Regions from separate parts of the Homo sapiens genome. Here region 1 is linked to region 2. The links are chromatin loops, found by intact Hi-C in ENCODE. Cell type or tissue: natural killer cell. All regions are shown on one strand. Each heading gives the region's core, and the rest is flanking DNA. Links, peaks and the distances in the headings are about the cores only. Region 1 overlaps LOC124903284 (a long non-coding RNA gene). Region 2 overlaps TRD-AS1 (TRD antisense RNA 1).

Region 1 (17,155 bases), core at 4,003-12,002, 210 kb before region 2:
AGTACAGACAGAATCCTAGGAAATTTTCCATGATATTTTTTCTAACAGACTTAAGTGAAGATGAAAAGGAAGAGGGAAAATAGATGGCCTCTACTACCATGAAGGATGGTCAGAGCTTTCTGCATACTTGACCAGAGACTCAGCCACTTACCTCTATGCTGTGGAGACACAGTGCTTCCCAGGCACCTGAAGCCTGAAATCAGACAAGTACCTGCAATTCTAAGACTCAACAATAAGTTAGAGATGTCCATGTGTTTTGCTGTAACATGGTTTTGAGAAGCATACACTTGATAAATCAAAGTGATTTCATTTCCAAAAAAGATTCTGATGAATACTTACTCTAGTAACTATCTCTGTGCTAAACAGAACAATTCCTAACATCCTAATCCCTAAATCAGGGAATCAATGAGTCAGAAATTCTAGATAAAGGATCCCTCAAACTCAATGATAAGGCTTTCTGTCAAAAAGGGTATTTGCACCCCGAATGCTACTTATTCTTATCTTACATTATCTATGTATAAAGGAAAATCTTGAGAAAGTCAAACCAAAATGTGTCAAAAAAGACATGCTAAGCTCTCTAATCCTTCATTATTTTTTTTTCCAACTTCTTTTTTTTTTTTGAGTCGGAGTTTCACTCTTGTCACCCAGGCTGGAGTGCAATGGCTCAATCTCGGCTCACCACAACCTCCACCTCCCAGGTTCAAGCGATTGTCCTGCCTCAGTCTCCCGAGTAGCTGAGATTACAGGTATGCGCCATCATGCCCAGCTAATTTCTTGTATTTTTAGTAGAGACAGGGTTTCTCCATGTTGGTCAGGCTTGTCTCGAACTCCCAACCTCAGGTGATCTGCCCACCTCGGCCTCCCAAAGTGCTGGCATTACAGGCGTGAGCCACCACACCCGGTCTCCAACTTCTTAAAGTATTTTTAATTGTTCATTTTGCTCATATTCAATAGTATCTATATCATTTTCCTCTTTGTTATGTTTTGTGAAGGTTATTAGAAAAAAGCTTATTTCCAGTCATGAGTATGCTATGTCATCTTCAGCAAGTGAGTCATTTTATTTGTCCCTCATCTCAGAATCCTCATTTATAATGTGAAGATGATATTTCCCACCCACCACTACTCACAAGTTTGATACATTAATTATTCAACAAATAATTATCAAATACCTATTAGGTTCTGTAGGGAACTTTGAATAAATAAAGAGTTCTTTCCTTGTTGAATATATTTCTAGTGGGGAACACATTTTTATTATCAGTTCCTATAAAATAGAGAAGGACTTAACTGGCACAGTAAAGGGTATTATAAAAACAAACAGATGTCTGTTAAAGGAAGCTTTCTGGAGTATGTGGTGCCTCAGTTCAAAATCTGGCAATTTAATAGGAGTTAATCAGACTGAAGAACAAAAGCAAGTGGGGGAAGGTTCTCCAATTTGAGGAACAGCATACATATATAGGCAGGAAGCAAGGCAGATTATAGCAATTTTAAGACATAATGTATAATTTGCAAGTTATTAAATAATGTTCATAAGTAACTCTTATTTTATGGGAGACTAAATAAGAACCTTGAAATGAATCGTCTGTAAATCATAATATGGTAAGGTGAAGGATATGGGGAACAAAATTACTAAGCATATCTACATCCTAACAGAGCAGATAAAGATAACTGCACTAAGAACAAATAAAAATAATCATGCAACTGATTGATGATAAGAAAATGTTAGTTCTTCAGAGACCCTAATCCCTTTTAAGTGTGGAAAGTATTTCTAAATAAGTTGTATAAGATATGATAAATATGATACATAAATGTGATCCATTTTGACTATTAAATAAAGCTGAAATTTCCAATTTGATAAAAGTCTCCACTGATTCAAGGTACTCAGCAAACTCTAAACAGGGTAAATGTAAAGCACATGCACACACACACACATAAACACACACAGAACAAGAGAAATGCATACTTCTACACATCAGAGTAAAACTGCTGAAAATCAAGGAAAAAGAGAAAAATCCTTAAAATCAGCTTTGCTTTTGTTTTTCAAAGGGTCAATTTCATTTCCCTCAAGTTTTTCTGAAATCATGGATGAGTGAGTCTAGCAAATGCCCAGCCCTCTTCAGGAGCCGGGAAACATATGTGGCCCAGTTGCAAATTTGGGGACAGCTTATGGAGGCCTGAAGATCACTGCATTTGATCCACATAGGTAGACACCTGAGCAGCTGGGCTGGCCAAAACTAATTTGACATTATAGTATAGGCAAGAGAATGGCATGGACTCCTCATTCCAGTCAACCAAAAGCAAAGAAGAGGTGTTATTCTACTGGCTGAGATGATTGATGCTGCCTTTCATGGAGAAATGGTTTGCTACAATACAGTGGGGGTAAAGAAGAGTATGTCTGTGGAAACTCTTAATCCCACCATGAATGATGATAAAATTTAATGGAAAACTACAGCAACTCAATATAGGCAGGACTGCTAAGACATAGATCTTGAGGTTATCATCCCACCAGACAAAGAAATATGATTGCTGAGGGCAAAAAACAATAATGAATGATGGCAGAAGAATGAAATTGTGCATACTAGCTACAACCTCTTGACCAGTGACAGAAACAAGATCTGAAGTAGTTATGGGTACATCTTCCTTACTTTGATGTGTGTGTGTGGGGCGGGGAGGGTTAACAACCCATTCTTTTTATTTCTTTTATTCTTCTACTGTCTGCAATAGTATGTGTTTTTATTTGTTAGCTTTATGGCTCACTATAAAATTCACAGGTTATCAAAGGAGAAGTATGACTCAACTAGAAAAAGAATAAACTTCATTTAAAGATGTATAAAGTGACACAAGGGACCTTGCATTTTCTTTTGGGGAAAAGGTTAGCATCCTTACAATTTTATGGAAGAAATTGCATCCTATTAGGTAGAATAATTATTTTACTATTGTCTTATATGGAAATTAAATACCATCAAATGAGGTATGACCTAACGCAAAGTTTATAAGGAGGTACAAAATGGTGGTTTGTACTGGATTAAGCAGGGAACCAAGTTTCCCAGAGTTTCCTTTTTTGTATAGTAGCAGGATAAAATTGGCCAAAGAGTAATGTGTGTGAGCTATGGAAGGCAAAAGTGAAACAGTAGCCACTGCTCTCTGAAGCAGTCATTTGTCATATCTGACAAATAGACACGGATATGCCCAGCAGGTGCCAGCATGTTCTAACTCTGTTCCACTCCATGCCTAGCATGCCTTCCTGCTGACCAGTCACCTTCAGATGCCTGGCGATAGATGAATGGAGATGGTAACCACACAAAGGCAAGAGCTTCCTTAGACTTCTCCTTGAACTTCCCCTTCAAATCACACTTCAGCAGCTGCAAATGCTTGGTTTCTCAGATTAACTGGTTAGAGTTTCCTTCTCTGGCCCTCCCACAGCCCTTAGACCTTCACTTTCCTGTCTCCTTTCACAATCACGTAAAGCCAAATTCCCATAATTAAGCCCCTATCCCATACAACTCATGGTGACTTTCCTGCACTTGACGATACCCTGATTGATGCACTAGACAAATATAAATTAGTTCAATGGAAAGTTGTCCGTCTTTTAAAAATGTGTATCCAGATACCTATTGGGAGAAAGAACAATCAGAAATCTAGTCTTACCAGAAAAAGAGTAGACCTTAAAAGAACACATGTAGCAAGGTGAGTTGCAAGGGAAAGAAGAGAGGGAAGAAAGGGATACAGCCTGTGGGCTCCTGCATTTCCATGAAACACTGGGTGTAAAGAATCAAATTTACTGAACTTAAAGTATAATAATAAAAAAAATCTATCTATATATATATACAAAGAATCAGATTTATCACTATGTGAAGATGTAGGAATTATTTTTAATTAAAAAATTCTCATCAGAAAGAAATTACTTATAACTTTATGAATAATTTAACATATGTCAATCTAATTCTGTGTTGTTAAAGTAAAGATATCAAAGGAATAGCTCTACTCCCATGTTTCAGAAATTCCTGGTAGTATAACTGAGTAGTCTTTATTAGGGAAGACAGACTTCTCTAAACATATCTGGTGACTCAGTTTGGTGTATGCAAATATGAATATGGATATGCTATGACAAGTGTCCCCACCCCCTCCCCCAACTAATTTCCTGTGCAGAGACAGCTGTGTCACCCATCTCCACTGATTCTGCAAGGGACTTGTCATAAAAACTGAATAAGGCCAAGGTTCAGGCTCTTTAGAGTGGTTACTTCCCTAGGAATAGAAGTGTCAACGTGACTTTTATAACATGCTTTGAGCACGTTATAAAATTTGTAAATTGATAGGCTCATCTTCTGCTCTCCCACAAGCTCAAAACACTGTGAATTTTTTACATCTCCAGAATAGAACCTCTTGCTCTTGTGTGGCGGAGCCATCATCAGTTCTTTTAATGTTCACCACTCTCGGTAGATAAAAGTTCTATTTCATTCTAATTGTTCTATGATATGATTTAGAATCACTTTAATGACACAGTCTTCAGTGTGAGAACTTCTCTTGGTTCCAGCATGCATACCCCAGGAGGAGCAGAATCTCCTCAGGTCTAGGGGACCTAGTGGGCTGTAATACTCTCTCTTTCTCTCTCTTTCTCTCTCTCTCACTCTCTCTCTCTCTCTCTCTCACACACACACACACACACACACAAGCAACAAGGTGAATTCACCACAAATATAAAATTGTGAGCCACCAATAACCCACAATCAGCCTCAAAGCTTGCTGAAAAATCTCGCACTAACACCCCTCCCAAATAAAACAGTTTTCTGTAGCAAGGCATAGAGTCACTCATATCCAATGATTCAACATGGGGCTTGTGATGCATCTGTGCATTGTGTATTTTGTACTTTTGTTGTCTAAATGGTGAGTCTGTGTGCATGTGTATGAGAGCACGAGCGAGAGAGAGACTATTACAGACCACTAGGCCCCATGGACTTGCAAAATCAGCCTTCTTATACATGATTCATGCATGGATCCTCATGTTTTGCGTGTGACCACCCTTCCTAACATCAAGTCATAAATTTCCTACAGACAGATACTGAAATTCAACTATAATGAACGGAGTTCATTTGCTGAGCACTCTTGGCTATAATTTGTCTGTGTACTTTTAAAATTGCAGATACCTTTGTCCGGAATGCCCTTTTCCTACAAAGCCAACTTGTTAATCTTCCTTTATCTCTTAAGGCCCCAGCTGAAGGGCTCTACCTTTGTAGGGTCTTCCCTGACTCCACACTGCTAACCTCCTCAGCAGAACTAATGGATCACCGTTATGCTTTCCTCATAAAAACACTCATGTCTCGTGCTATGTTGTAAGTATATAGTTACACATTTTTCTTTCTCTTCAAATTACCAGGTATTTATGAATGAAGATTGTCCCATAACCATATTTGAGACTCTAAGCCAGGCACATTGCTAAATATTGCATAAAAACTAAATTAATATTGATTGATATATAAATACACAAATAAATCAATGAAAATTTCTTCACTAGAAAGTCTGAATTATATAGGTTTAAAGTATATAATATGCAACACAGACAATTTATCAGTTTCTCCTGAATCAATTATTTTTAATAGACTATATATATACATACATATGTATATATATACTATATGTGTATAGTACATACTATACATATGTATATATATACTATATGTATATACTATATATTATATATGCTATATGTATATACTATATATATTATATATATACTATATGTATATACTATATATATTATATATATACTATATGTATATACTATATATATTATATATATACTATATGTATATACTATATATATTATATATATATACTATATGTATATACTATATATATTATATATATATATACTATATGTATATATATTACATAGACATATATATTTTTTTTGAGATGGAGTTTCGCTCTTGTTGCCCAGGCTGGAGTCCAATGGCGTGATCTCGGCTTACTGCAACCTCCATCTCCTGGGTTCAAGCGATTCTCCTGCCTCAGCTTCCCAAGCAGCTGGGATTACAGGCAGGTGCCATCACGCCCGGCTAATTTCATATTTTTAGTAGAGACAGCGTTTCGCCACGTTGGCCAGGCTGGTCTCAAACTCCTGACCTAAGGTGATCCAGCCGCCTTGGCCTCCCAAACTGCTGGGATTACAGGTGTGAGCCATGATGCCCAGCCAGACTTAATGTATTAATGGACTTAAAACACTTTTAATAGAGGCATTTTAACTTTTCTGAGTATTTGTTTCATTATTCTTCAAGTGAAAATTCAAAATGTTTATTACCATAATAAAATATGCATCAAATATTATTTTATTATGTGTTATCAGTCCTTGCTAAAAATAATTTCAAAAAACATTTTGGAATTTAATCTCAGCTGAAATCACTAGTTGCCCTACTAATTCAGCATTAAAAGTACAATTGATTCTTCTTCCTTCCTCCATCATAGTAAACCATGGGGAAATACATTACCTGTGGACCAAGAGTGAAGATAAGCAGCTATGTTGCCTTTTTGGCATCTTCTGGTAAATTTCATGAATATATTGTCTATAGACTTTACAGGATTATGTCACCGTTTTTCTCTTTTGAAAATACAGAACACACTAAATGATCTCATTCAAGTTCCAATAGAGATAATTTCAGTTCAGAAGGTGATCTAATACAGAAGATAAATTTTGTTGTGCTGATTTGTGTTTTTGAGAGAGGTACCCAGAATTTAAATTTAATTTAATTATGTTGTGCTATTTATCATATAGAAAATATGGGCATATTTGAAGACCATATTAGAATTCAATTGCACTAAAGAGTAAGCTACGAAACTTCTTTGTGTTCTAAATTCATATCATTGTATTAAATAAAACATCATACCCATATGCGTCCCCAATAAGTATCAATCCTTATTAATGTTTTTAAACAAGATGTCTGCCTTAGTATGCCAGTTGACAAGGTGTCAGTCATTTGACCTTATGTAATTCTCTAATTTTCAGCTATCATTTTCTACTATTGCTGTGTGTGTGTGTGTTCTCTAAAAACTTTTCCTTCTCTTTCAATCTCTTGTTTTTTAACTTTTTATGGAGAAGGCATTATAAAATCATCTTTAGGAAATACAGAAACACATTTACAGAAACTTTCTACATTTGAACTAAAGGGGGCAGTGCTTCCTTTCATAAAGATAAATAAGCTTAGAGCTCCACACAGGTTGTTCATATGTAAAATGAAGGGTCTGTGGAAGGACATGAATAAAGCACAGGAGGTTGAAGTCAGATTTGCAGCTTTCTAGGCAGGAGATAAGACAATCTGCATCTTCACAGGAGGGATGGCCATGCTCCTGGGGGCATCAGTGCTGATTCTGTGGCTTCAGCCAGACTGTGAGTTGTGCATGGGAGGTTTGAATATAGTAAGAAAAGCTACAAGGAACACTACAAGGCTGGGAGATAATTGGAGAAGTTTTGTTTTGTTTTCCGGATCTTGATGGTTTCCTGTGGGGACATTAAAAATAAAACTGAAAATCTGTTATTCTCTTTCCAAACAGGGGTAAACAGTCAACAGAAGAATGATGACCAGCAAGTTAAGCAAAATTCACCATCCCTGAGCGTCCAGGAAGGAAGAATTTCTATTCTGAACTGTGACTATACTAACAGCATGTTTGATTATTTCCTATGGTACAAAAAATACCCTGCTGAAGGTCCTACATTCCTGATATCTATAAGTTCCATTAAGGATAAAAATGAAGATGGAAGATTCACTGTTTTCTTAAACAAAAGTGCCAAGCACCTCTCTCTGCACATTGTGCCCTCCCAGCCTGGAGACTCTGCAGTGTACTTCTGTGCAGCAAGCGCACAGTGCTCTCCAGGCACCTGCAGCCCGTACTCAAACCTGCTTTGGGGACTCAGACTGGGAGACACATAGACTCGCTTCCATTTACACATGCCAATATGAGAGATTATGCTTTGAAGTAGGTGAGGCAAGTTGAGCCTAAAGAAAGACTGATACATGACAAAACCTTACAAATAAGTTAAGAAAGTTCCCTGAGTTTTAGAGTGTTTAAGAGTCTAACCACTCTCCTTTTCTACTTTCAGAAAGAGGTTGCTGATTTAGCTAAAGCATAAATCTCTAGTGATGCTTTGTTTCTGCTAGCTTCTGGAATGCGGGTGCCCTGTCTCCCTTGTATACTAGGGGGCAAGGATGTGTGTTTGGAATGGGAAAACCAAGGTCCTACTGCAGGTTCTTCCAGTGATGAACATTTCCTGAGATGTCTTTTCTTTTAGTTTTTCTCAGTGTACAGGCATTTCTGAGCAAAGAATTGCATGTGTGAATACTAACTTATGTATATCTGCATATCTATAAATATTTCTATATGTAGCATAACCATCTGTATCTATATTAAGTTAAACATTCGTTCTTAGCAATGTCTCCAATGCTAAATCATTACCACGTGGATCACACTAGCCTCCTCCCCTTACTTATCCATAAATTCCCACTACAGGGGTGCACAGCCTGGCTCTCACTGTTAACAAAAAGTTATTCAGTAATACTTGTTAAAACACGGTGAGGCAGAATTTATTTAGGACCATCATGATAGGTACAGAGACCACTGCAACAGGATTTTGCAGTGAGGGAGAAGAATTGGATTCAACTCCGAATACAGCATAGACAAGTGGAGATTTCTAGCCAAGGGGCAGATTAGGGGTCAGTGGATAGGAAATTACTAAGAGGAAACATTAGAACCAAGGGATAGTCTGGCTAGACCAGCCAAACAGGATCCTTGCAGAAGACAGGTCAGGGTGATCAGACATCAATCCCCTGGGGGATGATAGAGGATGAGGAGCCCAGTTGGATATGGAGTGTAATCAGATATCAAGCGGAGGATGACGAGGGCAGCAGGGGAGGGTGTGGTTCTTGCTAAACTGACTTAGAAGGATTCTTGTTAAAACTACATTTTACAAGAAAATGTACAGATGAGCTTAGGAGAAACTTCAAAAGCCTGACTAAAGTTTGGTCAAGCAAAGAATTTTTGTCATTACCACCCACTATTCATTTACATCATAGTCCAATTCCATTAAACATGTATAGTGGTATCAGAATTGTTACTTGTAGCTCCATGAGAAAGAATTTTATCACTTAGAGCACACTGTTGTGTAATGGTAATAATGTCTAGATTATGTTGAACTTCTATTATTCCACCTGTTTTGCATGTATTACATTAATTCTTCTAATAATTATTTAAGACAACTATTAGAATAATCCATATTTTAGTAGAGAAAACAGGCTGTGGGAGTTCAGGGATTTGTTCAGTATCACTAACTTTGTGAGAAAAGAGAGTTCATGGTCACTCATGCCCCAAACCACCAAGTATGGGCCCTTCCTACAGAAGCTATTAACAAGTCATGCTTTTGAACAGCTAGCAATCTTTAAAATTCTTATCATACATGTCTTCATCATTGACCTATAGAAGAGTGAGATTATCACTCATAGAGAATTAAAAGCTGAAATTATGGTTTTATATGTATATTGTATTTGTAGATAAATGATTAGAGCTTGTTCCTCACAGGCTGATTTTCTGAAGCTGAAGATCTTTACAGAGAGAAGATACAGAAATTCAGGATACTTCCCAAGAAGCATGCGGAAGCCTCTGTAAATCCCATTACTTATGGCATAATCTGAACAGTGACTTCAGGAACAGTGATTTCAGGAATGCTGAAGACATTTTTTATCAGAATAGGGGTGATATATAGGTTGGCTTAGCTTTGTTCATCTAGGGATCCTTGTGGGGTTGGTTTAACTATAAGGTAAAATCTGTAGGTTGATCAATTCTCTCATATTTAATTCTATATTCCTGAACATGGATGTAAAGCTAACTCAGTGTGAATTAGATTTATTATCCCTCCATATCCAGGAGCACCAATATCACATGCAGTATTTTTTCTGTTCTTTTTATGGCTTACATTGGTATAGGCAGGAAAAATTCCAAGATCCTTTTCGTAATGCACGTAAATGAGAATGAAAAGCAGGAAGGAATATTAAGCATCACTCTTCATACTTAGGGTATTCCATGCACATCTCGGGCTCCTACTCTAGAGCCTCAGCTACTCTGAGCAGAGAGTCTGCTGTGCATACTCTTTGCTCACAGGCATCCAGAGCCTGTTCCCAAATTCAAAGCTGTAGCCACAGATCCCAGCAAAAGGGCAGACACGCGAGAGTTGTTGCTGTCTTCTAGCAGGGTGTAGAGAAATGTAGCTACGATGAATCATTTCATTTCAGTTTCAAAAAATGTGGAAATTCAGCTGAATAATCAGTCCAGTTACTATATATCCCTGCTCTTAACAAAACTATTTCAAATACCTTAAGACAATAAATCAGCTTTTCTTCTTTTCAGATATATTTAACATGATTTATAAATTACTGAAACCCATTATAAAGTTCTGTTACAATGGACATTTTTCACTCTAACTGCTGTTACATTTACCCCATTTCATGTCTTGCATAATGGGGAGGGAATATATTAATGCTGTCTTTATCCTTCTAAAGCAACGTAGAATCATACCAGAAAAAGGAATACTACATTCAATCTCATCCCTGTCTTTTTGTTCAAGCTCTTCAGACTGCTTCAACTTTCACATTTCATTCATTCCCACAGTTATCTATTTACGTTCTTTTCTTATCTAATATATTTGGGAAACAGCATTGGGAAAACATACTTTCTAGCATTGTTCTAGCCATAAGTGTGTTGTGTCTTCTTGAGCAAGTGAATCAACTTCTTAACATTTTATATCAGGACCTTCATCTGTAATGCAAGGGCAATGATTTCCAGCTAACATCGGTCTCAAGTTTTATTCATTTTATCAATTAGCAATTGTTAACTGGTTGCCTGCTGAGTTCTGCATAAATGTTACATGCTGGGAAAAAAAGAGCTATGGAAAAATACATATCTTCTTTGACTAAATTGTAGTCTAGTTAGTTATGTAGGCAGCTAATCAGACAGAGTAAAGTGAAATGAGGCCAACCTTGGGAAAGCAAAGGGAGGTATGAAGGCATATGGAAAGTCCCACCCCCATCTTAGCCTTAGAGGTGAGTCAGGGGCAGCCTGTAGTATGTCTTGCCTATGCTGAGACCTAAAGATTTAGTAGGAGTCAATCAAGTTGAAAGACAGAGAAGGTAGTAAAAGTGATCTTAAAGATAGAAACAGCATGTACAAGGTGACACAGAACACAATGAACCTGAGGACTAAAAGCCAGAATTATGCTATAATTAAAATTATGTATGTCATAAAATGTTCAAACCACCACTGCAAAGCAGTTGTACCTTAATTCTCAGTTTTATAAATGAGTAACCATAATATTTGTGAGGTTACCAAATATGTTTTCTATTTACTTGAGATTTCACTTAATAAGGTTATTCATTTGATACCTAATATGTGTCTTAGACTTGAAAACAATAGATGCAAATGAGAAGAATAAGGCATTGTTTCTGCCTTCAGGGAGCATGTAATATTGCAGAGTGTATTACAATATAGTATAATAAAAGCTATCATAGGAGAAGCGTAGAATATAACCACCTAACAGTGGCATTTAATTTGGAAACTTAAATGTAAGGGAAAGCTGCCTACGGGAAGTAGTATCTAGGTTAAGATCTGTAAAACAGTTAGCCAAAAATGGAGTCAGAGACAGGGTATTACAGAAAAAGATAAATAGAATGTACAAAGACATGAAGTCAATATTTAGGTTAAGAGAATGACATTAAACTAATTCAGGATGGCCAGAGCATACAACTCAAAATGTATGTCAGTAAATATAAAACTAAAGCAATAAGCAGAAACCACTTTGTGAAAATAATTAAAAGCCATTATAAGATGTTTGTACATTACATTATCTTGAAGACAATGATGAGCAGTGAAAGAAATCTGCACAAGTAAATAATATAATGAAATGTCACTGTTTGAAAGATTACTATGAGTTCACATACTTATATATTATATCCATGTGTGGGCATGTATATAAAATATATATATGTAGTAAAATACATATAATACATTTTCCCTTGATACTTCTTTTTTCTCTTAATTCTGGAGTAATTCTTTCTGTAACACAGTATATTGATAGGCCCTTCTTATAGCAAGAAAAAAACCTATCCTGTATGAAAACTTACTCAAGAAAAGCCAAAATCCACAGTTTAATCAACATTCCTCAGTCTGGCCACAGGGGAGAGCTGTTTAAAAAGTATTCTAGGTAGATGCATTTAGTTCTCTGCAGTTAAACTGTTGTGATGTGTCTCTGATTGGTTGCCCCCAAAGTTGCAATATCCTGGAAGCAATTGCAACAGGCCTCATTCTGAGTTCAAAGCAACTCCTGTTAAGGAAGCCCATTCAGAAGCTGACTGGATATTCTGGCAGGCCAAGGATGGAGACTCTCCTGAAAGTGCTTTCAGGCACCTTGTTGTGGCAGTTGACCTGTGAGTACACGATTCAGTCTGGGAGAGGTTGTGATATGACAGCATCTTAATGACAATAGCTTTCTGTCTTGGGAAGGGCCCTTTTAAGAACCAGACCTAAGAAGTGAGGAAAATGTACCGTAATTATGTGGTGATGCTTAATGTTTTAAATAAGGAAGGAAGAGAGAAAATCACCCTTCCCTTCACGAGATTGAGCATCTCATTCGATTGTCTTTCTGATCAGGGGTGAGAAGCCAACAACCAGTGCAGAGTCCTCAAGCCGTGATCCTCCGAGAAGGGGAAGATGCTGTCATCAACTGCAGTTCCTCCAAGGCTTTATATTCTGTACACTGGTACAGGCAGAAGCATGGTGAAGCACCCGTCTTCCTGATGATATTACTGAAGGGTGGAGAACAGAAGGGTCATGACAAAATATCTGCTTCATTTAATGAAAAAAAGCAGCAAAGCTCCCTGTACCTTACGGCCTCCCAGCTCAGTTACTCAGGAACCTACTTCTGCGGCACAGAGACACAGTGATACCCAGGCCTCCAAGACCTGTACTCAAACCTAAAGCTGAGCCGCAGATGCTCCCCTAGCATAGATGCCCACCACAGGAGTATGGGGAACTTACCAGAAGGTTCATCCATGATAAAAGAGAAACCTGAAGGAAATTCATTTGCTTCAACATATAACACAAAAAGCAAGCCATGGCCTTAAGACCATATCTAATTTGGCATTGTTTTCTTGATAATTATTTAATTGCTTTGTTGGTATTATATGATAGATAACTTAGATTCAGAGAAAATTACATAGATTTCAGTTTCAAAAACTGGAGTGAATTCCTATTTGACTGAAGCTATACATATAAACTCCTTTTGGATCTCTGCATTCCTATCTGAAAGTGAAAAGTAACCTCTCTTTCTTCTCCTAGGTACCCACAGCTTGACAATAGGACAGCAAAAAAAAAAAAAAAAAAAATTGTCTGGTTCTTTCTTGGACGTGAGGATTGTACACGGTAGGTATTTAGATTGTTAATCTTGTTACCTATCTGGAAAGGTCACTAGCATTATTTTTTCCAAGGTTTTAAATATCTGTTTTGGGGAAATGGCATTTAGAAGTACTTCAATTTTATATTTGCCTTGCCTTCTCTTCTCATTGAGGTTTATTCTGATTGATTTCCAGCTTTGCCCAAGGGACCCTGAGTTATCTTACCAGTTTGCCCAATGGTCAAGATCCTTCCTCAATTGTTCCTTTCACATCAACCCAGCACAACACTGCATGTAGGAAACACTCAACAAGTTTTAATTGAGTCATATGTTGATAAGAATTGAGAATGGCCAGGTGTGGTGGCTCACGTCTATAATCCCAGCACTTTGGAAGGCTGAGGCGGGTGGATCACTTGAGGCCAGGAGTTCAAGACCAGCTTGGCCAACATGGCGAAAGCCTAACTCTACTAAAAATATAAAAATTAGCCAGGTGTGGTGACACACACCTGTAATCCCAGCTACTTGAGAGATTGAGGCATGAGACTCACTTGAACCTGGGTGGTGGAGTTTGCAGTGAGCCGAGATCACGCCACTGCACTCCAGCCTGGGTGACAGAGTGAGACCCTGTCTCAAAAAAAAAAAAAAAAGAAAAAAAGAAAAAGAAAAAGAAAGAAAAAACAAACAAAATAATCACACACAGAATTCCTTCCACAAGATCAGTCTTCCACAAACATTCTACAACTTGCTTAAATCTTTAGTCTTGTCCTATCAGTCTACCCTAGAACAAAAATTTAATTTTTCAACTTTCTATATTCATTGAGTTTTATCCATCATTTTTTTTACTCAGAAAACTTTAAAATTAACTTTTTAAAAACTTAATTTTAAAAAATTAATTTAAAAAGATCTCCATGCTGGGAAAAATTACTTTCTCTTTAACAGAAACCAGATTCCCATGCCTTCTTAGAAGCTTTTTATCAAAAACACAAAACAACTTTATACACTTTGCATATATAACTGTTTCTCTTATAGCTAGTAGTTTGTTGTTTTGTTTTGTCTTGTTTTGTTTTTGAGATGGAGTTTCGTTCTTGTCGCCCAGGCTGGAATGCAGTGATGCAATCTCAGCTCACTGCAACCCCCGCCTCCTGGGTTCAAGCAATTCTCGTGCCTCAGCCTCCCAAGCAGCTGGGATTACAGGCACACACTACCAAACTTGGCTAATTTTTTGTATTTTTAGTAGAGATGGGGTTTCACCATGTTGGCCAGGCTGGTCTTGAACTCCTGACCTAAGGTGATCGGGCCGCCTCAGCCTCCCAAAGTAATGGGATTACAGGTGTGAGCCACTGCGCCCGGCCATAGCTAGTATAATTATATACATAAACTGTAATGTTACTTCTTAGTAACTCTTATTCTTAGTGAAAAACTGAGGAAGTAAGTAATTCTAATTAAGCACCAGATACAGAGTCCAAGACAAAGGACAATCCCTGGAGCTAGGCTTCACAATCTCCTAAAGGCCCAAATCCAAAAACATAGTTTATAGACAAGTTAAGTGTCAAAAATTGTCATAAAAACACATTTTATGATCTTAAAACATCTAGCAGAGATAATATCTGAACAACAGGCCAATAGACAGACAAAATGTCTAAATTAAATTTGGAAGAGGTTTCTATTTTATTTTATTTCACCAATAATTTTTAAATTGTCTTTATTTGTTAAAGATTACTAAAGTCACATGAACTTAAAGGTGTTTGAGTTAAGGTTTCTATTTTTCTCATAAAATATTTAAGTGTTTACTTTTTAAGTCAATTAATTAGAACTCTTTCACATATTTTGGTTGTGAAACATCACATACACATAACACATATAAATATATAGACACTAGACACACAGACACACAGACAGAAGCAGATCTTGTAGAACTATATGATTTTTTATTTACCAAATTTAAGTAGTTGTTTTTATTCACAGTTTCAATTACCTATTTTATTGCTCTAGGCAACTGTTAGGCGACCCTAAATTTGCATTTCTGAAGTGATAACTCTCAGGTGAAACAAGATAAAGGATTTGCATCTCAAAATACAGACAGAGACAGGGAATTTAAGCTCTTTAAATTTGGTTGTGTTAGAGGAAGATTGAAAACATGGATGCCAAGTAACACAAAATTATATAAATTTATCACGGGCTTTTATAAGGTGACCAATTTCATTTAGATAGGTGCTTTTAATTTAGTCTCTTTTTTATCTGGACCATTGAATTCAAAGCATAACTCACACTAAATCTTGGGTCCCCCAAAAGAGGTAAACACCATGGGGATTAGGACACGCCATGTTTTCACTGTACATTTCACTGCAAATACATTTCCCCTGAGGCTGGTGGGCAACCCATTGCCAATCAGCCCACTCTGCGATCAGCCCATTCCTTAGCCATTGTACACACCAAAGGCAAGCTTTTCACAATAAAAAGAAATTTCTAGTAACTCCAGAAGCAAAAATTTCTGGTAGTGCAATGCAAAGGAGAGAAGAGTTTTAGATCTGAGAAGACACTGTCCATTTTCAACTCTTGGGATTCCCTGAGGAAAAAAATAGCAGTTTCTCCCATAAATGGGTCTGTGGCACATTTTCTGTTTTTTCTTAAGGAATCCCAGGCTGTTAGAATTTGTTGTTGTTGTTGTTTGTTTGTTTGTTTTTGTCTTCTTATGTGGCACTGAGGGTGGCAAGAGGAAGGAAAGGGCGATAGAAAGAGAGAGACAGAGGGAGTGCACATTCCTAGCAGCGGTTTAAGAAGAAATTCAGTTGCCTGAGAAATGTTTACAGAGAGAGAGAGAACAGAGGCCTTAAAGCAGTAAGTAAATACATACATAGCCTAAATATCAGTTTTAATTAAGTCAACTTTTGACTATGGAGCCCTTTAAATAAATCCTGTCAAATCTCTTATTATCAGATTTTAGCTGAGACAAACAGTTGATATTTCTGACTTTTGAACTTCTTTACCAAAAGATATACCCCCAGGTGCCTTAATCAAGGTTATTATATAACCGTGGGTACACAAGCTGTCTCCAAAGAGTTGGCAAGCATTTTTTAACAAGATCCAGAATCACCCCAAAGATCGCTCAGCGAAGGAAAGTTTCATTACCAATAAATGGGGTATAACCCATATTTCTGTCAGGCCATGTGTTTAGAGTCTTACCTTCTCAGCTGACCATATGCACACAAAGGCCCCAAAGCCTCATGTGCCCCCAACAGATGAAAAAAGACAGGAAACAAAAAGCTATGGAAGTGGGAAAGATCAATCATAAAGATCAATAATAAATTGATACCCAACAAAAAAGTCACACAAATATTAAACCGAGAGGGGCTGGATCCCTGACCAGTAATCAGACTCACCCTGTGGATGTGAAAGTGCAGAATTTTAACTATTGGGCCACAGGTGGAGTGGCCTTTGTTTTTCCTTGACCAGAAAGCAAACCCAAGCCTCTGCAGGAATTTTACCTACCAGAACTGGTTTAGGTCAGATTTTTCACTCTTAATTTAGTCAAGAGAATTTTTAAGGCTGGCCATGACACTATTATATGTCCTTTTTAAATGTGATCTCTTTGTTAATTGTTTAGAATAAGAGATCCCTAAAATCTTTAAATTAATTGCACCGAAAGAAAGGATGGGAAAAGGGTCTTGTTGTGTAAATGAAACTTCTCAGGTAGTCAAATTGTTGACCTTTCTTACCCAGCCAGGGTTTTTA
Region 2 (17,155 bases), core at 6,160-14,159:
TCCCACAAGTTAGAATGGTGATCATTAAAAAGTCAGGAAACAACAGATGCTGGAGAGGATGTGGAGAAACAGGAATGCTTTTACACTGTTGGTAGGAGTGTAAATTAGTTCAACCATTGTGGAAGACAGTGTGGCAACTCCTCAAGGATCTAGAACTAGAAGTACCATTTGACCCAGCAATCCCATTACTGGGTATACACCCAAAGGATTATGAATCATTCTACTATAAAGACACATGAACACATATGTGTATTGTGGCACTATTCACAATAGCAAAGATTTGGAACCAACCCAAATGTCCATCCATGATAGACTGGATAAAGAAAATTTGCACATATACACGATGGAATACTGCGCAGCTATAAAAAAGGATGAGCTCATGTCCTTTGCAGGGACATGAATGAAGCTGGAAACCATCATTCTCAGCAAATTATCACAAGAACAGAAAACCAAATACTACATGTTCTCACTCATAAGTGGGAGTTGAACAAGGAGAACACATGGACACAGGGAGCGGAACATCACACACCGGGGCCTGTCTGGGGGTCAGTGGACTAGGGGAGGGATGGCATTAGGAGAAATACCTAATGTAGGTGACGGGTTGATGGGTGCAGCAAACAATCATGGCACGTGTATACCTATGTAACAAAACTGCACGTTCTGCACACGTACCCCAGAACTTAAAGTATATATATATATATATATATATATATATATAGTGTGTGTGTGTGTGTGTGTGTGTATTTAAAAAAAGATACTTTCCTAATTAAAGATAGTTTCCTACCTTGAAAAATCTCTAATGCCAGCTACTAAAGTAACAATTTCTCACTTATCCACAGGGGTTATTTCTGGCCAGTGAGATGATGAATGACTGTTTTATGTTAATTTTTAATTTTATAGTATTCTCATGGGATTAAAATAATTCCGCTAACCACAAAAAAAAAAAAAATCAGGAAACAACAGATGCTGGAGAGAATGTGGAGAAACAGGAACAGTTTTACACTGTTGGTGGGAGTGTAAATTAGTTCAACCATTGTGGAAGACGGTGTGGCAATTCTTCAAGGATCTAGAACCAGAAATACCATTTGACCCAGTAATCCCATTATTGGGTAGATATCCAAAGGATTATAAATCATTGTACTATAAAGACACATGCACGCGTAAGTTTATTACAGCACTATTCACAATAGCAAAGACTTGGAACCAACTCAAATGCCCATCAGTGATAGACTGGATAAAGATAATGTGCCATATATACATCATGGAATACTATGCAGCCATAAAAAGGAATGAGTTAATGTCCTTTGCAGGGACATGGATGAAGCTGGAAACCATCATTCTCAGCAAACTAACACAAGAACAGAAAACCAAACACCACATGTTCTCACTCATAAGTGAGAGTTGAACAATGAGAATATATTGGCACACGGAGGGAATATCACACACCAGGGCCTGTCGGGGGGTTGGGGGCTGGGGAGGGATAGCATTAGGAGAAATACCTAATGTAGACAAGGGGTTGATGGGTGCAGCAAACCACCGTGGCACACCTATACCTATGTAACAAACCTGCATGTTCTGCACATGTATCCAATAACAAAGTATAATATAAAAATAAATTAAAATTTATATTTTATATATATTGAAATTATTTATATATTTTGAAATATATTATATATATTTATATATAAATATATATTATATATATATATATAAATATATATTATATATATTTATATATAATATATATAATATATATTTATATATAAATATATATTATATATATTTATATATAAAATATATATTTTATATATTCCACCAGAATATAAGCATCAACTGGGATCTAATTAAACTAAAAACTTCTGCACAGCCAAAGAAATAATCAGCAGAGTAAACAGACAACCCACAGAGTGGGAGAAAATATTTACAAACTATGCATCTGACAAAGGACTAACATCCAAAATCTACAGGGAACTCAAACAAATCAGCAAGAAAAAACAAATAATTCCAACCAAAAGTGGGTTAAGGACATGAATAGACAATTCTCAAAAGAAGATATACAAATGGCCAACAAACATATGAAAAAAAATGCTCAATATAACTAATTATCAGGGAAATGCAAATCAAAACCATAATGTGATACCACCTTACTCCTCCTACAATATGGCTATAATTTTTTTAAAAATCCAAAAATCAAAGATGTTGGCATGGATGTGGTGAAAGAGAACAATTTTACACTGTTGGTGGGAATGGAAACCTATGGAAAACAGTGTGGAGATTCCTCAAAGAACTAAAAGTAGATCTACCATTTGATCCAGCAAGCCTGCTCCTCAGTATCTACCCAGAGGAAAACAGGTCATTATACAAAAAATACACTTGTGCATGCATGTTTATAGCAGCACAATTCACAACTGCAAAAATATGGGACCAGCCTAAATGCCCATCAACCAACGAGTGGATAAAGAAAATGTATACACATATATACCATGGAATACTACTCAGCCATAAAAAAGAATGAAATAATGGCATTCACAGCAACCTGGATGAAGCTGGAGACCATCATTCTAAGTGAATTAACTCAGGAATGGAAAACCAAATATTGTATATTCTCACCTATAAAAGTGGGATTTAAGCTATGAGGATACAAAGGCATAAAAATGATATAATGGACTCTGGAGACTCAGGGGAGAACGGGTGCACCAAAATCTCAGAAATCACCCTAAAGAATGGACCCATGTAACAAAAACCTCTTGTTCCCCAAAAAATTATTGAACTAAAATAAAATAAAAGTCATTTTTTATAAAAGAATCTAAGTATCAAAAAGCCCAGGACTTTGTCTGAATTATTCAACAAATGAATAAAGATCTGATACATGTATAAATAAGTAAATGATGTTATTTATCACCTAAATATGACACTGTCTCTCTGACTTTAATTTTCCTTTCATCTGCTTATTTTTCTTCCCAAGCCATGAATATGGGACAAAAAAAAGGGATTAAGACACAAACACCAAGAATTGGCAAGTATAATGAGGCTGAACTTGAAAAATAACAATAGTTCAGGTAACCATATATTAAATTTGTCTCAAGAATTTATTTTATTTTCTCATTCATTTATTCAACAAATATTTACATCACGCCTATTATGAGTTCTTTTTGAAAATGCAATAACTGTCTCTTACATTTGTACCATTGTTTATAGTTTACAAGGTCCTTTCTGATACTTATTTTAACGTATCCTCATAAACAATTCTTTGAGGTAAGCAGGTCTTATGAGGAATGAGTCTTATGAGGAATGAGTTACCAGATTAAGGATCATTGGGTTGTAAAAATCTTGAGCTAGAAAGCATTCCATCGTTTTATTGTTGATACAACTATATACAGAAGCCCATTATCAATCTATTTATTTCACCACAGAGAGCTATAATACACCCATTGACCATCAGTACCAGTATATTAATTTTCACTTCTGGGATTTCCAGCCTACTCTTAGCTTCAATGTTAGTGTGAATATTTCATGGTAGAATGCACAAACTTTGAGGAAGGTGCAATGCTTTCCCTGTTTCTTCCACTTATGTTCAGGTTCTGCACATACTGTATGTTCTCCATAAATATTTATTGGTGAAGAGAACAGTTATTAATGTAAGAATCTCTCTATTCAGAAAATATCCAAGGAAACTGTGATAGCTGCTGGTTTCCAAAGATGGTCTTCCAATGAACTATGTCTCTCAGTATTCGGAATTTTGCATAATTCCTTCCCCTTGATCTGGACTGGCTCTGTGACTTGATTATAACCAACAGAACATGGTGGTGGGTTAAGCAATACTCATTTCATAGGGGGCATTTCTGGTCACATGATACTTAATGGTCCATGGTCAAATACTAGGATCCAGCAAAGAGCCAAGAGCTGTTTCTCAAAAAAAAAAAAAAAAAAAAAGAAAAAGAAAAAGAAAAAAAAAGAAAAAAGAAAAAAAAAGTTATCTGCAGAGTATGGCATGGCTTTGCTCCCAGATTCTAAAAGTCTGTTCTGGAATTTACCTAAGAGGCCTGCCAAAAGCTCAATAGGCACTTTAAGCACCACTGAATCAGATGTGTCATATGACCAAAGTGGCAGGGAAGCTTGCCACCCTCTCACAAGGGCTTGTCTTTCGCCAGGCCTTATTCAAAACTGGAAGCCTTTCAGATTACTCATTCAGCAAATAGGTTTAGACTATAACAACACACCCAAATAAGATATGTTGCCTCCAAAATCCAATGAGGCACACCAGAAATTGGGACTCTTTCTTTATGGTAGGAGAGACCAGATGTAGCATTGAACTTCACCTTGAAAGAGATATCTCAACTTTCCCCAGACCATGAAACCCCAAGAAAGTTCCTGAAGGAGCAAACTTCTAAATTTTTCTGGGATTTATTTCACAACCTCTTGCCTCTATGGGTCTTACCAAGGTGTCTAAAGTAGTTGCGATTTCCTGGTCCACCAGTGTAGAGGATCCATGTGGTGTGTTGTGAAATGAAGAGGCAATCAATTTCCTGTGGAATAGAATAGGCCAGGGTTGGAGAGTTGATATAACCCTGAGGTGAAACAAGGAGGGTACCTTGTTTCACCCTTCCAGATGAAAGAAAAATGCTTCTGATAGTCTCTACTAACATGTATATAGAGGAAAAAATGACTTCCCATATCAGTATTCATATATTAGATGTACATATATTGATTTACTATAGCAATGAAACCACATCTGGAACAGCAGCTGTGATTGTACTCACCACCTGATTAAGTTTACAATAATCCTTTGTCATTCTTCAAGATCCATCTGTCTTCTGCACAGGCCAGATAGTTGAGTTGAATGGAGGTGTGGTGAAAATCACCAGCCCTGCATCTTTTAAATCTTTTATAGAGGCACTAATCTCTACAAGTCTCTACAGAATGCAGTGCTGCTGTGGATTTACTAGTTTGGAATACAAAGGCAGTTCTAATGCCTTCTACTTGTCCTCACTCCTCAGATCAGATAATCAATGTAGTTATTCTGCCTTTCCTGAGTGTGCCTCCTTCAGTTAAGCATTCTAGAACTTGGGAAATAACCATGGGGTAAGTTCAGAGCTAACTGGATGCAATATGAGATGGACCTGAGCCAAAATACCATTAATCATTCAGCTTCAATAAACCCCTACTCTGGTAAATAGGCAATAGTAGCATATTGTGTCTCCAAGGACTGGTATCATTTCAGAGCCAATGTCCAGAAATCCCCCAAAGGTCTGGTTATTTACCCTTCCCAAATGCACTATGACCTTGGCAAATGGCTTTAGGTCTTTTCAGGGAAGGAAAGAAAGAGAAATTACAGTCTAAACTTTTGGAATGTAAATATAAATTAGAAAAAATCCTGCAGTCCTTTTGGCAGGCAGGGTACCTCATCATTTTGTTCCTGCCCTGATATGGGTTGCCAGGAGTTGAGTCTAGCTATAGGCATACAAACAGTGAAAGATGTTGGGGGTGAGTCTTGAGGGGTCTCAGCAATTTTCCACAGAGTAAGTCCTTACAGCCTTTTCAATCAAGGGAGGACTAAACTCCTCAGAGGGAAAGGCTGCTTCTGCTGGGAAAGGAGACAGGGCTTTCAAGGTTCTCAGCTTCCAAAGAATCTGCCTACATGTTGCCATCTCAATTTTCAGGGGAGGAAAGAAGGAGAAATTACAGTCTAAACTTTTGGAATGTAAATATAAATTAGAAAAATCCTGCAGCCCTTTTGGCAGGCATGGTACCTCATCATTTTGTTCCTGCCCTGATACAGCCTGCCAGCTCTGTCCCAATCAAAGCCCTAATTTTAACTGTAAGACCTTCAATTGAATTGATGTTCTAATCTAGCTAGCTGCAGGATCAGTCTTTGGGCTTGGTTTTTTGAAATATCAGATCTTGCAGCTATGAGAGATAAGAGTTTCTTTCAGAGTAGTCACAAAGACTTTTCAGTCCCTTGCCTGCATCTTGAACTGAACATTCAACACTCTGAGTTTATTTCTTTTTCTCCATATTCTCTGTGACACTTTGAAGCAACCCACAAACTCCAGTCCTCATACTCCTTACTTCCACTACATTGGTCTATGGCAGCATCTACCTGGTAATCTAACACCTTGCCTTCTATAAGCACTTGATATCAAGGACTACTGTGTCCCATTTACCATTGGCAGTATAGTCACTAATGCTTCATCGAATCAGAGAATCAACACCAAATTCCCATCCTTAAAATTCTATCTCTGGATTCACTTCCAACACCAATAGTTGTGTCAGTTAAGAGTCAGTCAGGGAAGCAGAACCACTGTGAATGATACAGAATATAGGAATAGTGGATTCGTTGTGGAATCAGACCTTACAAATGTGAGAGAAGCTAGAGAAGGAAAGGTCTGGAAGAAGGAGTCAGAAGATCAGAAAAAGGGTCATTAACCTGTCTATCTTATGCAGTAGCACAGATGGACCAGACAGGCTGGGGCTTGGGGGAAATCTAGGAAGCTAAACACTTTCAACCACCAAAGTGGGACTGTGAAGGGGAGCTCATGAAGAACTGTATGGAGAGTGGTTACCTGTCTGTAGCAACCACTTCTGTGGGTCCACAGCCAAGTAGTTGGTGATGGGTCTCGAGTCACTGTTGTTCAGCAGAGCCAAGAGTCAGAAAGATTCGCTGGATGCAGAGTGAAGGAAAGCAAGGACTATATGGGACCTACCAAGCATCTCTCCCTCTGTCCATCACTGTATGTGACCACAGTGACTTCCTAAGAGTAATAGTTACCACTTCTGTGTTCTAACTCTTTTCCCATTTCATCTCTTAGCCAATGCTAATACAGAGCGATACATGAAAGGGGATTCTGAGAAATGCAGTTGTCTGCTTAAGCAAGTTGACCAGCATAATCCAGCACAACTTCTAAATCTCAGAAGATAGCAAATGTGGGCAGAAAGAAAAGTACAGATGCTCCACGGGTTCACTGGTGATCTTTATGGCTGCAACTGACCTAGGATTTGGGAGATGCTTGGAGAGGGACAGAGGGGCACACAGGAACTTTCCTCTCAAATATGAGGATATCAATCTAGATCTACGAGGAGTCCTTTTGGAGATAAAAAGAAATTTATAGGAGATGATGAACAAAAGGCCCAATTTCTATATTAGACTGTCTCCCTGAATGAGGGTGAATACCAAGAGGAGACTGAGCCAAGGCCTCAGCCCTCTGAATTCTAAAATGTAGAGAACTTCATTCTGATCTATTTTATACAAATGGTGCTGGTCTCTCAGACAGTACCTTTTCCGATGAAAGAAAGAGAGAAACGAAGTAGAAGATTCGTAACCCAGCTCAGTAAAGAGGCTTACCTTTGCTCTTTGCTCACCATCATTCCCCCGCTCAAAGTCTCAGCTACCTGCCTCTGTGCAATAGCTACACAGTGCTCCTCAAGTATCTGCCTCCTGAACACAGAATTATAACTAACAAGTATTTAAAATTTATGTATTTGGTGCACATCTTTCAGTATGAGCTTTTTGGCACCAACTCTTACTGAATGCCAATATAAAAGTAAACAATTTGAAATTATTTTAAGTGATTATCAAAAATAACAGCATAAATTCTATGATGTGGACTTCAGCCACAGTCCCTTCCAGGGACTCTTCCAGGCAGACCAAAAGAGAAAAGCTGTCTGCAAAAGAAACTCAAAGTTCCCAGGACCAATAGCATACTTGAGTCAGATACAGCTCCTTAAAAGACAAGTAATTTTCAGAGGCCCTAGGGTAAACTAAATTAGTTTTAACATAATACTATTTAAACATGTAGAAACATAATATGATTTATAAACTCTATATGCTTATTGCTCTTATGCCAACAATTTAAAAATATAAATTAAACATTCACAAAGCTTCAAAACCACTACAACTTCAATAAATAATTTTAATTTAATGTAATGATAATACTTGGCTAAAACTAAATCACCAGGTTTTTTTCTTTCCACCTTTTATATTAGGTTTAGGTGGTACAGGTGCAGGTTTGTGGAATGGGTAAATATATGTCATGGGGGTTTGACAAGATACAGATTATTTCGTCACCCAAGTAATAAGCATAGTACCCAATAGGTAATTTTTCAATCTTCACTCTCCTCCTACCTTCCACCCTCAACTGGGCCCTGGTGTCTATTGTTCCCTTCTTTGTGTCCATGTGTACTCAATGTTTAACTCCCACTTATAAGTAAGAACATGCAGCCTTTGGTTTTCTGTTCCTGCATTAATTCACTTAGGATAAGAACTTCCAGCTCCATCCATGTTGCTGCAAAGGATGTGACTTTTTTCTTTTTTATGGCTGAGTAGTATTTCATGGTGTATATGTACCACATTTTCTTTATCCAGTTCATCATTTAAGTCACCAGTTTTGAGTTTAATAGATGAAAGATATATACGTGGTGCTGGGTTTTGCTTATTAACTTGATTCTTCTCATTTTGTACATAATTTTCATGCTTGTTTTCCTTTGTTTGAAACAAATTCATATTGAATTGTTAATTAATTCACTTGATGGGCCAATCAATTTACTGTGCACCAATAGTACAATACTGAAAGAAATATTTTTAACTTTTAATGAAGCATTCTTTACTATTGCTAATCAACTGTAGTACAGTGATTTATACAAAAGATGAGCTCTACACAGTACAGCCATGTGAATGGGGAATTTAGCACCAATCATTCATTGAGTTCCCCATGCTTACAGCATCTAACTTGTTATGATTCTATTTTCCAATGACTGTTTTATATTCAAATTACTTGACATTATTAGGCCTTCACTTAGTATTAAAGTAACTATTAGTATTAGCAAAGCAGGGCATCAAAATATTGTGACAGTGTTTGCTTATAGTTTTTCAGCCCCAACGTGAGTTAGTTGTGTTTTATGAGGGGTATGTACTCCTTATAATTTTGCATAATTTAAGGCTTATGTTTCCGTGGGGAACTGGTTCACAGAGCCCAAATACCTACAACTTTGTAGCACATTTCTGTTTTGATGCCGCTCTTTATTTTCTTAGCATTATCTACAATATTTAGCAACTGCTCTTTTCTAAATTAGTGGTAAAACACATCAAGGGAGTTGTTTGGCTTTTTCTGTGGGAGTGAATTATAGCTAACATCTGTGAAAAGTTATGTATCTGAATGCACATTTTCCAGCATGAGCTTTAGTACCAACTCCTAATGAATGCTAATATAAAAAGAAGTAAAACAATTTGAAATTATTTAAGTGATTATTAAACATAATAGCATAAAATAACCAAGATCTCTTATAGAAATGCTCATAAAGCAACAGGTGGAACATACCATACTAACAATGGCTGGTTCTTTCCATTAAAGCTGAAGTAGCTCCACCATGTGGCAGGAGTAAAAACAATCTACGATTCCTTTAGCTTGTTCACCAACTGAAATTACGCAAATCTCATTTAAGTTTGATGAGAACCACAAAATTACCCATTCTTCTCAGAATATATGGGCTATTAATTTTTATATCACATTACTTAAATTTCACATAATTTATGCTGCCCAACTACATGTTTTAGACTACCATTCCATTGAAAACACATTTTTAACTCCATAAAATTATGAAGACCCATGAAAATTCTAGAGATGCATATATTCCAAGTATAATAAATATCACAAATAACTTTTAAATTCAATTTTTAAATAATTCTTGTTACTATTATAATTTCCATACAGGTCTCAGAAGCATCTTAAAAGTAATGATAACTTTTTGTCTCTGTAAAAAGAATACTATTCAAAAAAGGACAAAAAGTTCATAAATGTGGAATACTAACTTTGTAACTAATATATAAAATACATGAGTTTTTTGATTCCTAAATTCTTCCAACAGAAATTCAAATAATGTAAAATATTGGTATCTTTAAGCCGTAACTTATTACCTTGTTAATTTCAAAACAGCATACTAGTAACCTGATCTTTAACATTAGTTGTTACCAAATTATAGTTTTTAAAAAATTTCCTAGGAAAGTACGCCATTTTTTGGGTATCGAACATCTCACCTCATAGGAATACGGGGATTGTTTTCCTTCCACTCTTTTGTATTTTCCAAATTTTCAATGTAATAAGCACATATTAATTTTATGATGAAATGAAATTTGTAAAAGAATAAATGTTAACATTAGAAGATAATTAACAAGTTATCTATCTCGAGTACAATATACAATACAAGGAAATTAATATACCACTTTACCCTGGTGGCAAGGAAAATAGGTGAGATATCTTTCCCATCACAACATAAAAATATATGTTAGTAAATATTCATATTGGAAAGGAATGTATTCTATGACCTAGCAATTACTGCGTCCCAGTCTTGGCATTACTCTTATTGTAAAAGAAAGCATGAACAAGCAGCAATTTTGGGGCCATAAAAAGTTGGAAATAACATAATCATATAGTAAAAAGTGATATCACAGGTTATAATAAGTCTATGTTCCATATATTAAAAATAATGACACGAATCTACATATAATGAAAAGAGAAGATTGCCAAAATGCATTATTGATTGAGAATGCAAGTTGCAGAATAATATATACAGTATTATGCTATTTATGTTGATAAAAATATTGTACAGTATAAACCCTAAATATTGCACAGCAAAAGGACTGTAAGTACATTGATGAATTCCCTGTTATTAGTACCTGTGGAAGAGGGAATTATATTGTGGGATGGGAGAACAGTCAGTGGAGAGTTTGGTTTTAATTGCAATGCTTTTATTTTTATAATAAGGATGTATTAGCATATTACTTGCATAATTAAACTTTGTTTTTTAGGTTTTCTTCTTCACCATCGTATATTTGCATGCATATACCTATGCAAATAACAAAGTCCACCTTTATTGGGGATTTGTGACTGGCATTTTTCTAAGCACTTTGTCATGTGTCATATATTGTATCATGTAAACTTATTATTAACCTTATGATGCTAATAATATTTTTCCCATTTCACAGATGACGAAACCAAGCCTCAGAGGAACTGAGTACATTGCCCAAATTCACCAAGCCCGTAAGGGTTACAATCAAACTTTGAATCCAGATATCTGTCTCAGAGTCCACAATCTTAACCAAAATTTTTTTTACAAATTCCCATGTAGAAGTGTGTACATCCACATACAGACGTACACACACACACATCCCTGCTGTCCAGCCTTTTCTCCCCCTGACACTTGAGTGCACAGGTCATTGGCATCTTCTCTCCATAACTTTCCACCATTGACAGAAATGTGTTTGCTCAAGGGATGAATTGAGGTGAAAACCTTACAACATTAGCTCTTTTGTAAAAAATCTGAGCAGATTTTTTATTTTGTATTTTGTTTTCCTGGTTACGCCTCTCCTTTTAAAGTTTTGAAAGGTGGCATTAATATCTATTTCTTTCCTGACTGCTCCATTTATTAGTTTCATTAGGATTAGTGAATTCTACTTGGTCTTTCCCCAATCCATTAATATTTTTTCCCTTCACTTAAAAACAAACAAACAAAAAAAAAAAACACTTGTTTTCCAAATGGCTTTGGGGTGGTAGTAGGATTTCCTGATGGCTAGAGGAAACTCCTCATGGCAGTATCTTGGTTGAGTAATTGGTCCTCGTCTGTATGTTCAAGAAGGTGAATGTTCTTAGTAAACCCAGAGGGGATCAGCCCATCAGAGGTAAGCTTCTGCTATGTAAATTGAGACGAGATTCAGGCTTAACCTCAAATACCAATGCATTTGCTCTTCTGGTCTCTCCCTTCTCCTCCTTATTATCATGATACTTTAAAAGCCAAATTACTGATAAGAAATTTGCTTGCTGAGAACATAGAAAGGTAAACGGCTCGAGAGAGGGGGTTGTACATTTTTCTTTAAATCTAAAAAACCACTATGAAGAATCCCAACCTCCCAACAAAAATTGCCTCTCTGTTAACTGGATTTTACCTGCATCCAGTTTTAACACCTCTCTCCTCTGGACAGTGCTGACACTGTCCTCCTGGGAATTATGACTTCCTTAGACACATAATGCTAGAGTCAAGTTGGAACTTAGATTCTTTTTCTTGCGGAAGTGGGAGGCATTGTGTCTTCTCCCTTCATGCATTAATTTAATTAGAAAAACATTCACTGTCTCTCACTATCAGCCTACAGATTCTCTATCTTCTCAGCCCGGTAAGAGCCTTATCACACTGAGATAAATGGTTCTCTTTGTTGTACCAAGGTGGTTCCTGAAGCATGGTAATGGGGAGGAGACACCTAGAGATCAAAGCAACTAATACAATCAACTCCAATCCAGCCCCAAACCAAGTCTTTCCACCAGCTATTCCTTTCATATCTAAATGTTGTCCTCTTCCTCTGCAGCAGGATAGAAAATCAATTTCTAAGTGTAAAGGCAGTAAACAAAATTTCAGAGATATATAGTATATGTAAGTTTGAGTGCATAAAGTTAAAAGATTCCCAAATATCTAAAAATGTTTGAATTAAAAAATCAGTATCAAATTAGTAAAAAAAAAAAAAATTAAAAAGGTATGTGAGCTGTATAACAGTCAAATGTTAATATGCTTAATATATTAAAAGTGTATATAAAAGGATAAGGACAACACTAGCCTGATGGATATATAGGCAAAATTCGGATACAAAAATTGTGTATAAATTACTAATGAATATTTGAAAAAAAACACTGAAAATTTTAAAATGCAATGAAGACAGCTATAATTCATATCAAGTTAACAACTATTTTTAAACAATCACAATCTAATGCTGATGAAATTCGGCATATTAAGAGCAATTACATTTTTACTGCTATGATTGCAAATTGATACAGTATAACAGTAGATTATTTGGCATTAGGTATCAACAGCTTTTAAAATAGTCATCCTCTTGACCCAAATATTGGAAATCTATCATTAAAAGGGTCTTCTGAGCAGATTTTATATAAGCAAAATGTTCATTAAATATTTTTCATACTTTCACGTAATTTGAAATAACATAACTATCCAACACTAGAGAAACAGTTAAGCAAATTGAGCAACATCTACCCAGTAGAATACTATGCCACCATTAAAAATTAGATTTTCAAGAGTTTTAAATTACATGGGGGAAAATAAAGTTAACAGAAAATTGAATGTACAAAACGGCCTCAACAATGTCAGAAAATATACTTAAGACCAAAGACTAAAAGGAAATATGCCAAAATGATGTAGTTATTGTCTCTGGGTAGTGAGATAATAGATTATTTCCTTCTTCCTCTTCTTTTTATAATTGTATGTAAACCACAATTTCTTCTTCAATGAAAACATATTTTTATAATGAGAAAAAATGATCTAATAACAGTATCTTTTAAATACAAGGTTATGTGCCCTGAAAACATTCCTAGTTTCCCTTAAAGTCATTTGTCTAACATAAGTGAATTTGTCTGAATCTCTCTAGAATACACATTCATATGCTCTACCCCAGGAGCAAGGAGTTCCTAAAATCTACTCCCTACTATGTAAAATAAAACTGCCTTTAATTTTTTCCTGAATTTGTTTCAGACTTCAAGTAGAGTTCTTTATTATTTCTGTTCAACAGCACAAACTACAAACATAATCTGTTTGGCAAACCATTTTTATTCAAAAGTATAATAATGCCTTGTTTTTCATCCTTCCAGAGGACCTAGTGGAAGAAAATGCCTAACATCAGGGAACAGTAGGAGCAGCCTAAATTGACCACAGAATTGTATTTGGCCACTGTCCTCAAAAAATTCAAGTGGATTCAGTAATCCTGAATACTTATGTACAACAAGCATTCCTACTATAATAGATCATGAGGATTAAAATGAGGTGAGTTCATTGGTGAGCATGACATGTAGCCATAGCAATTAATCTTAGGTTCCTTCTCCCTTAAAAATGGCTAATAAAACAGAAGAAATGCTGTATGAATAATTTCAGAATAACATGGAATAATTGTAGATATTTCTATAAGATTTGTACCAGATCCACTAGAACAAATCTACCAGTAGCTAAACACTGTAGAGTCTCTAAAAATGGACAAGGAGGAGATGTGACAAAGATACTCTTTAGGGGAATAAAGTCATCCTAAAAACTGAAGATATTTTCTGCTCTGCCAATCAAGGAATCACTGTTCTTTCCCCAGCAAGAAGGAGAGTGAAAAGAGGACCAAATTGGAGGCCCCAAATTTGCATTTTAATCATAACCTTTCATAGCTAATTATGAGATTTGAGCATTCTCTGGATCTCAGTTTGCCACCCATAAAATGATGGGTGGACTGAAAGATTTCTAAGTTTTCCAGTTCTGACATTGCATGGGTCTATAAGGAGCTCCATCTTGGTTGGCCCCTGAAGGCACCTGGAGACTTTGGTTTTAGGGAACCAAGGAGTCTCAGTGCTGAATGAGGATATAGTTCCCCGGTGTAGAATTTTAGAAACTATGCAAGCACTTGGATCTTTAAAAAAAAAATAGTTGGTCCCTGGGCTGTCTCTTACAACTTTAATATTTACACTATGACAAAGTGAAAGTGCTCATTCGTGTTCGAGCCAAAGTAATACCATTCTCTTTATTCATTCCAATGAGCTAATTTTACATGAGCAAGAAAGCACTGGAGAGGTACAGACCCATGGGATATTTGCCTAGCCTAAGTGAGTCTCAGATGGAAATAAATATGAAAAGCGTTAGCATGGGACCTGTGAGAAATTGATTCTTACATCTGGCCTCCAAAGGGTCAAGCCACAAATAAGTGACCTTTGACATGCCCCTTCTCTAGTTCAGCCTGGAGCTGCCCACATTTCCCAGTGGTGCCCAGTCAACTCATTCTCCTGATGCAGGATCATCAGAGAGAATCTGGAGTAATGGCAGCTGCGGGTAAGGGGCTGCCAAATAATAGTGGAACAAAGATCTCTTCCAAGTTTCTATTTCCTCCGAATAGCTCAAATACTTCAACAGTCCAGGTCCCCCTAAAGACTGCATTTTCTTAGCTGCATTCTCTCTAGTTGTGATGAGTGTCTCAAAAAGGAACACCTCTCCTCCTGAGTTTATGATAGTTTATGACCTGCCACTTCATTTCCAGCAGTGTGTCCCAGTTCCTCTTGCAATCCACAAAGGACACTTTTTCTTTCAGTAGCCTGGTGTGAGCTCTTGCCTCTCAGGATTAGCTGTGATCTTACTGCTGGGGTGGGAGCACACTTAGCCACAGGGCCCAAAAGAACTACTGTCACTGAAAAGAGCACTTTCCTGTATTTGAGGGCTCTTCCTCTCTTCTGGTACACCCGGGGAAAAACCTGGCAGAGTCCACCCACAGTCTTTGAGGATTAATTCTGTAAGAACTTCTTACACTGAAGGGAATCCTCCTCCAGGGGATGATTCTGCTCTGTGCTTCTGAGCTCTGATGGCAATCACATCAACATCGCCAGGGACTGTGGCAGAAGAGGAACATCACCCACTGGAAACCGGGGCAAGTTGCTCCTCTGTAGTTCCAGGAAATGGCCAGAGGCACAGCTCTGCTGTTCCAATTTGCAGTTTTCTCTAACATCAAAAATAAAATGTGATTTGCATTTGAAATTTTACAGAATTCCTCATTTTAGGTCAAGACTGGCCTTACCCATAGGTTAGTGACTTATGTGGTAGGATTTAACACACACACACACATACACACACAAATATTATCCATAAAAAGAATTATATTCCCACCAACCTGCTGTGGCATTCATCAGTGACCCTTTGAAGTTCAGCCATTGAAGGGGCAGGTTAAAATGCAAATTTGTTTCTTGGAGAGGTAGCACATAGAGCTATTATCAACTGTCAATGCTCCGGTATTGCTGGAATGTCAGACTAAGAAGTTTGGGTTAAAAATTAACATATCAGTAAGTGAAGACTGGCTTTATATATTACATATTTAATTTATAAAAATGGTGACATTAAAAGGTGGCACCAAAATGTAAATAGAATCAAGATCACTTTGGATAAATTAACGCATGACACAAGCCTTTGACATGTTATTAATGGAAATGAGTTTGGGGGATCTAATTTAGCCTTTGAGATTAGTGTCAACAAAGAAAGGTATCTCCTCTGGTGCCCATGGCAGAAGCAGAACATTAGTACAATTCACCATAGATCAGTTTCACTTTGTAATTCAGTGTAAGTGGTTTATATGATAGAGAGGGCAGGAAGATCTGGTTTTGACTCTGTCTCTACTACTTACAAGATGCGTGAAGCTGCTCAAGTCACTTAAGCAAGGTGAGCCTCAGGTTCTTCATCTACAAAAGTGGGATGTAGAAAAGAAGAGTAAATGTAAAATTCCTGTTCAGTAGTTGTCTATTAAAGAATCTCTCCTTCCTTCCTCTATTCACATCCATCAGGGAGAGGAGTAGGCTGATGGTGCCAGCTAAGGACCTCGGCACTCCTAGACCTATTCCTGAACCATTAATGGCTCTGAATTTGGGACAGGAATGTTACTCTCATGGTTAATTCCTTGCTCACTTGTCTGCTGGTGCTTGTTCACAATGTCAAAGATATGGCAACTTCATGGGAAGGCAGGTTTAACTTTTTGGTGTTTTTGCACTAGCCTGTATATCTGTCTACCTTTCATATGAGAACCACCTTGCTGATTCAGACTGGAAGCTTCAAGAGAGAAGTTTCTTTCCATTTAATGCACTGGGGATGGTGCTCAACAGAGAACCACACTCAAATCGGGGCTAAATAATATGGCAATATCATGGTTACAAAAGAAACACCTCCCTTTCTCACCAAATCACTGAATCCCTTATTCTATAAAAATGAAATTGAACTGCAAACATCACCACCATGACAAGAGGATTTAGGCACACTGATCAACTGATTAAATTCTATTTGTCATCCAGAGTGATCCTGGAGGCCTTCAGAGCCTGGAGGAAACCTCTCTGTGACTCTACTCACATCTTTACACACGGAAAATCCAATTAGGCTGAGTATCTACAGCAGCTTCCAGAAGTAAACTGATTGCAGAAGGGCAGCCTGCTGCCTGAGGACTGCAGGGGACGAGGAAGGGGTGGGCCACCTGGAAGGGACCTCTGCCTTCTCAGCACCTAGAGTTGGTTTCCAGATGATCACATAGTTTAACCCTTTTCTTTTATAGACAAGGAAATTGAGGCCCAGAAAGGTTAACAGTCTTGCCCAAGACCTAAGATTAGAAGGC

What was found. Hi-C counts contacts between places; a loop is a spot of excess contacts. Peaks named below come from ENCODE experiments on the same cell type or tissue, not always from the same donor. Only the 100,000 strongest peaks of a DNase experiment are listed, where the experiment ranks them.
Region 1: a loop joins it to region 2, with 3 times the contacts of the local background. A loop is called at or near these places in 7 of 110 quality-filtered maps.

What each region holds. Positions count from the first base shown.
Region 1 is chr14:22,156,023-22,173,177 of GRCh38, forward strand. It overlaps LOC124903284 (a long non-coding RNA gene), which reads right to left. Exons shown (of 2, transcript XR_007064069.1): 1 at 17,140-17,155; 2 at 10,828-12,836. It also overlaps TRA, TRAV29DV5 and TRAV30. Among named protein-coding and RNA genes, the nearest start is that of TRD-AS1, 320 kb to the right of the region's middle. In natural killer cell, for the core only: no CTCF peak of the experiment used is centred there; a DNase peak (open chromatin) is centred at 7,189.
Region 2 is chr14:22,366,168-22,383,322 of GRCh38, forward strand. TRD-AS1 (TRD antisense RNA 1) reads right to left here. Exons shown (of 5, transcript NR_148361.1): 3 at 16,184-16,238; 4 at 15,677-15,813; 5 at 13,238-15,507. It also overlaps TRA. Among named protein-coding and RNA genes, the nearest start is that of TRD-AS1, 110 kb to the right of the region's middle. In natural killer cell, for the core only: a CTCF peak has its summit at 9,398 (motif pointing left); no DNase peak of the experiment used is centred there.